Regions from separate parts of the Homo sapiens genome. Here region 2 is linked to region 1. The links are chromatin contacts, found by Hi-C or POLR2A ChIA-PET in ENCODE. All regions are on one chromosome and are shown on one strand. The core of a region is the stretch at or near the end of the contact, and the rest is flanking DNA. Distances in the headings are between cores, read along the strand shown.

Region 1 (4,395 bases), core at 683-3,182:
ACAAACTTGCCAGCATCCATTGTTTCTTGACTTTTTAATAATCGCCATTCTGACTGGTGTGAGATGGTATCTCATTTTGGTTTTTATTTGCATTTCTCTAATAAGTGATGTTGAGCTTTTTTTCATATGTTTCTCCGCCACGTGAATGTCTTCTTTTCCAGAAGTGTCTGTTCATGTACTTTGCCCACTTTTTAAAGGGGTTGTTTTCTTCTTGTAAATTTGTTTAAGATTTTAACATTTAAATAGCCACGTGTGGCTGCTGGCTGTTCTTTGGGGCAATGCAAGGTCAAACATAGACAGAAGGTTGTAAAATAAAGGATCACTGGATTTTGTGGTTTGCAAACCCTACCTTTAAAAAAGCTTCTGCAGGCCAGGCGTGGTGCGTCACGCCTGTAACCTTAGCATTTTGGGAGGCCGAAGTGGGCAGATCACTTGAGGTCAGGAGTTCGAGACCAGCCTGGCCAACATGGTGAAACCCCGACTCTACTGAAAATACAAAAATTAGCCATGCATGGTGGCATGTGCCTGTAGTCCCAGCTACTCAGGAGGCTGAGGCACGAGAATTGCTTGAACCTGGGAGGCAGAGGTTGCAGTGAGCCGAGATTGTGCCACTGCACTCCAGCCTGGACAACAGAGCAAGACTCCGTATCAAAAAAAAAAAACAAAAAAAAACCTCTGCAGAAATGTGAAGTTGGAAGAACAGTTTTCATAACTGTTTATTTCAGAACCACTAACTTAATCTAGCCACTTCATCTGAGAGATGAGAAAACTAAAGGCAGAAAAGTTGAGTCATTTTCCTGAAGTCACACTGAGTTGCTTTAATGAGAGAAGGAGGAGCTGGTCACAGTTTGGGTTGGTTTGTTACTCTTTAGAGCAGTGGACATTTAGGTTAGCCAGGGGCTTCATTCAATTTGATGTCAGCTCAGTTCTTAGCGTGGCCAGTTGGTTCCTGGAAACTGCAGCTTTGGGTGAAACCATATACCATAAGCCATGGGAACTCAACTGTGGCTCATATCAGTTAACCTACAGTGAAACTGGTTTCGTCACACAGCACATCACCATTTCACTTAACATCACAGTGTCCAAGAACCTCTCAGTGCCATTAAGTGAGGACTTATTAGAAAGAAAGAACCAGACTTTTGTCTCCCAGGCTCCCAGAACTCCATGAGGAATCTTGTAGTGGCTCGCCCTTTCCTGAAGCCCCAGAATTCATCCTGCCTCCCGTACACCCCAACCTCAGGCTGTCCTGCCTGCCTGTGCCACAGCATGGGTGAACCACGTGCAGTAGAACCACACTTCCCTGTGGGTGTACTTGTCAGCCCCTCATGCATGGAGGGCTTTGGAAATGTTTGTGTGGACTCTACTCCCAGCCTTGAGGGCTGAACCACTAGTGAGTCGTGCAGGTGGCTCATGAGAAGGTGTCTCCGGCGTTTCCTTGGGGGACCTTCTGGACACAGGTAAATGCTCAGCAAGGAGCAGGGTGGGGCTTAGGGGGACTGCCAGTCCACTGACCGTGGGTGACTCCACGAGGAGAGGAGCCAGCAGAGCTGTGCATAGCTGTGACCTTTTTTAGAAGCAGCAAGCAAGGAAGAAGAGTGGAATTTATGAAAATGAGGTAGCAAACTTAACAGAAAGGCAGAAGAAAGGAGAGGAAGAAAATTCCAGGAAAGTGTTTGTCCAGAGGCCTGGAGTGTGGTCCTGGGGACAGAAGATGGCAGGGAATCATGTGGGTCCTGAACTGAGAGCACAGAGAAGACCTGCTCTCAGGATGCCACAGAAGAACCAGAGGCCCCTGCTGAGCCACTGGGTTTCGCCTGCCTTCAGGCGCTGTGCAGGGCCAGCACTGCCTGAGCTGCTGGTGGGCCAGAGGAAGTGGACCCAGCCAGGGGGCAGGAGGTGTTGGCCCGTGCTTGCAAGGCAACCAGACCCTGTGTCACGATGCCAAAGCCAGGGAACCTCAGGGAGGAAATGCTGCGGGTGGGGCCTCCTGAGTGTCTGTCAAATGAAAACAGAGGAAGTAAGAAAGATAGGGCCCAGCCACTCCTGAGATGTAAATCTCCTGTGATTCTGTCTCCAGGGAGAGGCTGTGCAGCATCTGCCTGAACATCTCTGGGACGCAGCCGTCCTCTTGCCATGGGAAGGCTCTTGCCCACAGAGGAGTAAAGGGAAGGGCACTGCTTCCTGGACCAGCTCACCGTGGTCACTGTCTCCTCTTTCCCAGTCTCAAACCCCAAGTGCCGTCAGTGCAGATAGTGAGAGGAACCATTTAAAAAGCAAATTATTCCAAATTAATCTCCAGTTGAAATCCCAACAGACTTTCTTTATTCTTGAACTTAACAAAATAATTAAAAATTCACCTGGAAGAATAAACAAGAAGAAAGTTTAAAGAAAGAGTGCTGATGAAGGCAGGTTGCCCTGCCTGATTGGAAAGGTGCTATGAAGGCCCCCTTCACACGTCATTCTGCCCACCCTAGCATTGCGGAAGGGAAGACACAGTGGAAACAGCTATGAGCATGGCGCCTGCAGCTCGTGTTTCAGAGTAGTAATGACATTGAACTGAGTGGGTTTAGGAGGTCTGCATTTTTTTAAATTTTAAAAGATAGGCTGGGTGTGGTCGCTCACGCCTGTAATCCCAGTACTTTGGGAGGTTGAGGCAGACGGATCATGAGGTCAGGAGATTGAGACCATCCTGGCTAACACGGTGAAACCACGTCTCTACTAAAAAAAAATAAAAAAAATTAGCCAGGTTTGGTGGCGGGCGCCTGTGGTCCCAGCTACTCGGGAGGCTGAGGCAGGAGAATGGCATGAACCCGGGAGGCGGAGCTTGCAATGAGCCGAAATCGTGCCACTGCACTCCAGCCTGGGCGACAGAGAGCCAAGACTCCATCAAAAAAAAAAAAAAAAAAAAAAAAAAAAAAAAAAAAAAGATAAGCAGAAGTTGCCAAACTTGATTTGGGAGATAATGAGCCATATAAAATAAGGTGACTAAAACAATAATATGAACAGAATCAGAATTGGAAAAGAATTCCAAGGAACCCCAGAGTTATTTGCTTGGGGGACAATAGGTTGCTTTCAACCACCATAGACATGTGATTCACTCCTTTGCAGCAGATACGAAAGAAATCAGATCAGGTGTTCTGGTTGCTATTGCTGTAGAGCAGACCACCCTGAAACACAGTGGATTAGAATTAACAACAGTGTTCATTTTGTTTGGGCATGACTGCCATCTGCTCCTTGGTCACCAGCCCTCATGGCTGCGGCTGGGACTGTGGGGTCGCCATCTCTCTCCATGCAGCCTATATACTTGGCCAGTGTGAATTTCCACACACCCCAGGAGCCTCAGGGGTACAAGAGAGCATTCCAAGAATCCTGGGTAGGCAGTTCAAGCTTCTTAGGAACTGGCCTTCTGAGTCCCAAGTCACTTACTCCTCATTCAAGCAAATTGTTAAGGCCAGCCCAGATTCAAGGGGAAAAGAATTGGACTCCGTCTCTTAAGTGGAGGATTTCCCAGAATCTGTAACATCTTTAACCTATCACATAAGGTAAAAACATTAAGGTCTGCCTTTCTAGCAAGGATTTAATTGCATCTTGCTTCTGTCATTTACAGCCAAGTCTTCTTCAAAATTTTTGGAATAAAAAGGAGAAGGCGTTCCCTCACAATCTGTTTGACACAGAATCATATAATTACTAGAACTCTTATTTATTCATGACTTTGGAATCCACATTGGCCTGTTTTATCTGTATGTGATGCCATATATATATATATATATATATATATATATATATATTTTTTTTTTTTTTTTTTTTTTTTTTTTTCGAGACAGAGTCTCACTTTGTTGCCCAGGCTGGAGTGCAGTGGCGCTATCTCGGCTCACTGCAACCTCCACCTCCCAGGTTCAAGCGATTCTCCTGCCTCAGCCTCTCCAGTAGTTGGGATTATAGGTGCCCACCACCACGCCTAGTTGATTTTTGTATTCTTAATAGAGACAAGCTTTCACCATGTTGGCCAGGCTAGGCTGGTCGTGAACTCCTGACCTCAGGTGATCCACCTGCCTCGGCCTCCCAAAGTGCTGGGATTACAGGCATTAACCACTACACCCAGCCCACCACTAATATTTTTAATCATGTGTATTATTTTTACAAATGTGTAATTTGTAAAAGTAATAGCTGGTCATTGTGAAAAAATTTAAACACTCACACATTAAGATGAAGAATCAAGTTAAATTTCAGCTCACTTAATTTGGTTCCTATTTCTGGCATATCGAAATCTTTTTGGATACTAAATCTATTAATTTGCTATTTTCTGTCCTTCCCAGACTTCTTTGACCACATTAGAAAATGTAGAAATGCGCAGGTCCAACCTTTTAGGTTGACATGTATCAAATAATTAGTGAA
Region 2 (4,395 bases), core at 1,354-3,853, 79 kb after region 1:
GGATTGCCTCTTCTTGCCATAGGAAGCTGGTTGGGAGTGCTGCCAACTTTCTTGACCGCAACCTGCATTGCTCATCTTTTGTTCTTAGGGGACTGTGAAGGACAAATGGCATCTCTCCCAGCCACCTTCACATAAGACAGTGGGCTCAGCTCAGGCCCAGCCAGGTCCATCACTGGAATTCAGACATGTCTGAACTTGCTGGAGTAGATGAGAACCCCACAGGAGCCAGAGCAGCCCGGGGCCAGGGCCTCCTGGGAAGACTCGGCCTGAAAGTAACCTTTGGTGACCACACCTTGCTATCCAGTGGGCAGGCAGATGCTGTCCTTTCCTCAGACTGGCCTGCAGGCTACAGCCGTGCCCATCTGCAGAGATAAGGTGGTTTGCCCTCAGGACGCAGATGGCAGAGAGGCCTGCTTCCCGTTCATATAAGTAAAATCTAATAGTATCTACTTTTTTTATTGTTGTTTTTGTGTAAGAATGGTTTTATTTGTTCCTTAAATGTTTGGCAGAATTAGTGAAATCATCTAGGCCTAAAGTTTTCTTTGTGGGAAGGTTTAAAATGATGAATTTTAGGCTGGGCGCTGTGACTCACACCTGTAATCCCAGCACTTTGGGAGGCCAAGATTGGCGGATCACCAGAGGTCAGGAGTTCGAGACCAGCCTGGCCAGCATGGTGAAACCCTGTCTCTACTAAAAATACAAAAAAATTAACCAGGTGTGGTGGCAGGCGCCTGTAATCCCAGCTACTCAGGAGGCTGAGGCAGGAGAATCGCTTGAACCTGGGAGGTGGAGGTTGCAGTGAGCCGAGATCATGACACTGCACCTTCATTCCAGTCTGGGCGACAAGAGCAAGACTCTGTCTCAAAAAAAAAAAAAAAAAGAAAAGATGAATTCTACTTTTTTAATTGTTATAGTGCTATTAAAATTTCTATTTATTTTTCTGTTCATAAATATTAAAAAAAAAACCTTTTATAGTTTGGTACCATAGGAAATCTGAAAAATAGATGAATATTAAAAAAAAAAATCTGGCCGGGCGCGGTGGCTCACGCCTGTAACCCCAGCACTTTGGGAGGCCAAGGTGGGCGAATCACGAGGTCAGGAGATCGAGACCATCCTGGCTAACACGGTGAAACCCCGTCTCTACTAAAAATACAAAAAATTAGCCCGTGTGGCAGCGGGTGCCTGTAGTCCCAGCTACTCAGGAGGCTGAGGCAGGAGAATGGCGTGAACCCGGGAGGCGGAGCTTGCAGTGAGCCGAGATCGTGCCACTGCGCTCCAGCCTGGGCGACGGAGCTAGACTCTGTCTCAAAAACAAACAAACAAAATTTCATAGTTTGATCCCATGGGAAATCTGAAAAAATGGGAGGCTGCTCAGAAGCTCGTCATAACAATATCCCCTCTTATATAGATAGCCTCTAGTGGTTTATAAGCTGAAGCTGAAACCATGTTCATGCACTTGATGTTGATGCCTTGCTTTATTTAGAACTCCCAAGTCCCAGGTGGGTGTTCAACATGTTTCTTTGATTAAGAAGGCAGGGTTCTGTTCCCTTCTTATAAACTCAGGCTTTCTCTCACCATTTGCTTGCCAGGCAGTGTTAGGTGTTTTGGATACAGCTGTGAGTCTGTTCCATGGAGGAGCTCATCCTTCAGTGGAAAGAGACAGAAAATGCAGTTGTGTGGTAGGTACACGGGAGAGGTGCTCTGGGTGGTCATGAGCTGCCCTGAGAGCTCAGGGGCAGATAAGCTGCTCTGCTTCCATGTGAACTTCTGTACTGTGAATTAATTCACGCGTGGCAGGTGGCCAGGGGAAGGATGTTGGTATAATGGAGACACTGCTTTGGTTCACCTGTGATTTTGCCTAGGCAAAGGAGGTGGAATAGTGGGAGGAGAATGACAGTGTTCAGCAGGAAAGGAAAAAGCCCTCTGACTGCTCTGCCGCAGGAGCCCCTGTGGGCTCCTGGGAACAAGAAAAAAACAGTGCCTGCAGCTGGCACTCCCGTAGAAAGCCACATCCTAGCCTGCTGGGGTCTTGGCCGTGGCAGGCTACGCTGCCTCCAGGCCCATCTTAGTAACAGCCCCCTGGCTCAGAACTCCTCTTTCATCTGCACTGTCTTGGCACCTGTCAGCCTTGCTCTAATTAAAGTTTGCCAGGCTTTCTATTTGACTTTTTTGGTGCAGTTTTAATATCCATGGTGGCAGCCTCTTGCCCCACTGAACTGCCTGCCTGGGTGTCCCAAAAGATTTTGTTAGTGCTCTAGTGACAATGTTTTGTAGGTTTGAGTGGTCTGCTCTAGCCCCATGTTTCACAGAAGTCCTGTTAATATGTGGAATAAGATAACATGAGGTTTTCTAAGAATGTATATATTGCTTTATAGCAGAAATGTATGTATTTCAGAGGAATTTAAAGCTTGTGAGCTAGATAGACTATAAACGGAAGAAACATCCCTAAAACAAACAGGAAACAATTTTAAGAAGCGGCAGTAGAACTCTGTGTGCATTTACTTAGCAATCTGCATTTCTAAAGTGCTTTGTACACATTCCGTCTATGTTAAAAGCCTCAGCAGCAGGTTGGAGGCGGGTTCTGGGGCTAGTGTTTCCGATGGGAAGCTCAGGCTCCATCCAGCCTGTGGCTGGACTGGCCAGGCTCAATGTCACTCCCCAGGTAGCTGCCCTTGATCTATACTAGGAGCACCTTGAGAGCTGGGAATTGATTTCTAAGCCTGGTTTGAGCTGAGGGCCACAGAGCCAGTGCAGGAGGAGACCCTGCCCCAGAAATAGGCCAGTGCTTGTTATGCAGGCCTTGGCGGTTCCCCGTTTCCTTACGTAACCTCAGTGTTCACGCTGTTTCCTTTTGTTGATTCCCTCCGTGTGACTGTTTTTCTGTCAATCTCCTTAGCTAATGAGCTCCTTATAAGGAGAATGGATGGATCAGAGCACAGCTCCGTACACAGTGGTGGGGCATAGCCATTTCCCAGAGTGTGGACTTTCCCAGAACTCCCCTGTTGTGTGGGCCTGCAAAGGCTGGGATTGTTTCTGCCTTGTTTGGAATAATAAAGCTGCCTGTGTTTCCTGTGTTCACTTTTCAGTCGCCTGTTATTCACTCTCCTACATTTGGGGCGGTTGTCCTGCTTCCCTGGCCTCACTGCAGTGCTCAGTGACCTCTGCAGCAGAGCAGTGACTGCCACGGGCTGGCGAACGGAAGGACGGAAGGACGTGGCCCATGCCCTTCAGGAATGTTTTGGGGAGATGGACAAACGCATGCAGACCTGAGGGTGTTCGGAGCACAGGGAGGGAGGCAGAGTCTGCAGCAAGGGGTGGGGCCGAGGAGGGAGACTGGCCTGGGGAGAGGACAGAGGCCCAGCAGGAAGTGGGAAAGGAGAGGGCGTGGCAGGTGGTTACCAGAGCCCTCCTGAGATGCCAGAGTCCCCAGGGGTTCGTTCCTTCCAGTGTCCTGCCCAGTGCAGGGACACCTGCTTGCCTTTTTTTTTTTTTTCGAGATGGAGTCTCGCTCTGTCACCCAGGCTGGAGTGCAGTGGTGCAATCTCACTCAGTTCACTGCAACCCCCGCCTCCTGGGTTCAAGTAATTCTCCTGCTTCAGCCTCATGAATAGCTGGGATCACAGGCATGCGCCAACACACTCGGCTAATTTTTGTATTTTTAGTGGAGACGGCTTCACCACGTTGGCCAGGCTGGTCTCGAACTCCTAACTTCAGGTGATCCACCCACCTCGGCCTCCCAAAGTGCTGGGATTACAGGCGTGAGCCACCGCGCCCAGCCAAAGGGACAGATTATTAAAGAAGATAAGAATGGGAGAAGGTGGAGGATGCAGGGGCCAGGGCACGTGGGGAAGGACACTTCCTCAGCTGTACTGTTGCACTCCAGCCTGGACGACAGAGTGAGATTCCGTCTCAAAAAAACAAAACAAAACAAAAAATGATATTACAAAGGACATAGACCAGGGTGAGGTGTGAGAAAGAGCGAGGCGTTTCCATGCCCTCCTTGGGTGCACCATCCTTCAGGAACCTCCATGTGTTTGGCTGTCCTGTAGCTCTCCGTACCTTTTCGTCGTAGCCCTTTTTTGGATTCTCCATTGAATAGACATGACTCAAGCATGGACAACTGGGTGGCAGTGTGAGTGGACGAAAAGGCATGATTCAGACTGACAGGCTGAATGGGGAAACTCAGCAAAGCCTATCTGTTCCAATGCTTCTTGGCCTCTCTGTGCGGCTCCTTCTAGGGGAGGGGCAGGACCCCTTCTGAAATGCGGGTCTTATGAGTCACAATCAAACAAGGTAGATCAGAGAATTTCTTTATGGACAGCTCCAAGACAGAAAGACAGAGGAAGATATATTTTTAGTTATCATGGCCTGTCTTGGGGAGAAGTAACAAGGGCT

The links. Hi-C counts contacts between places; a loop is a spot of excess contacts on that map. ChIA-PET counts read pairs that join two places held with the same protein, here RNA polymerase II (POLR2A). Pooled maps may share reads with other maps.
Region 2: POLR2A ChIA-PET joins it to region 1 with 10 read pairs in BJ. The contact joins two enhancer-like sites. A Hi-C loop is called at or near these places in 3 of 168 maps with a recorded cell type or tissue (CD14-positive monocyte, PC-9 and naive thymus-derived CD4-positive, alpha-beta T cell), 4 of 37 single-sample maps with no recorded cell type and 12 of 50 pooled maps. POLR2A ChIA-PET finds 5 or more read pairs at or near these places in 3 of 52 experiments (BJ, PC-9 and activated T-cell).

The regions. Positions count from the first base shown.
Region 1 is chr17:15,885,064-15,889,458 of GRCh38, forward strand. It overlaps a transcript of ADORA2B not described here. Among named protein-coding and RNA genes, the nearest start is that of ADORA2B, 58 kb to the right of the region's middle. Within about 2 kb of position 1,933, at least 4 of the 41 ENCODE cell types and tissues checked have a DNase peak (open chromatin) inside an H3K27ac peak, as active enhancers do; they include CD14-positive monocyte, where a contact is called at or near this core.
Region 2 is chr17:15,963,753-15,968,147 of GRCh38, forward strand. The region is part of intron 1 of ADORA2B (adenosine A2b receptor); the gene reads left to right. Among named protein-coding and RNA genes, the nearest start is that of ADORA2B, 21 kb to the left of the region's middle. RefSeq lists enhancers at 1,967-2,553, 2,554-3,139, 3,140-3,726, 3,727-4,311. Within about 2 kb of position 2,604, at least 13 of the 41 ENCODE cell types and tissues checked have a DNase peak (open chromatin) inside an H3K27ac peak, as active enhancers do; they include CD14-positive monocyte, where a contact is called at or near this core.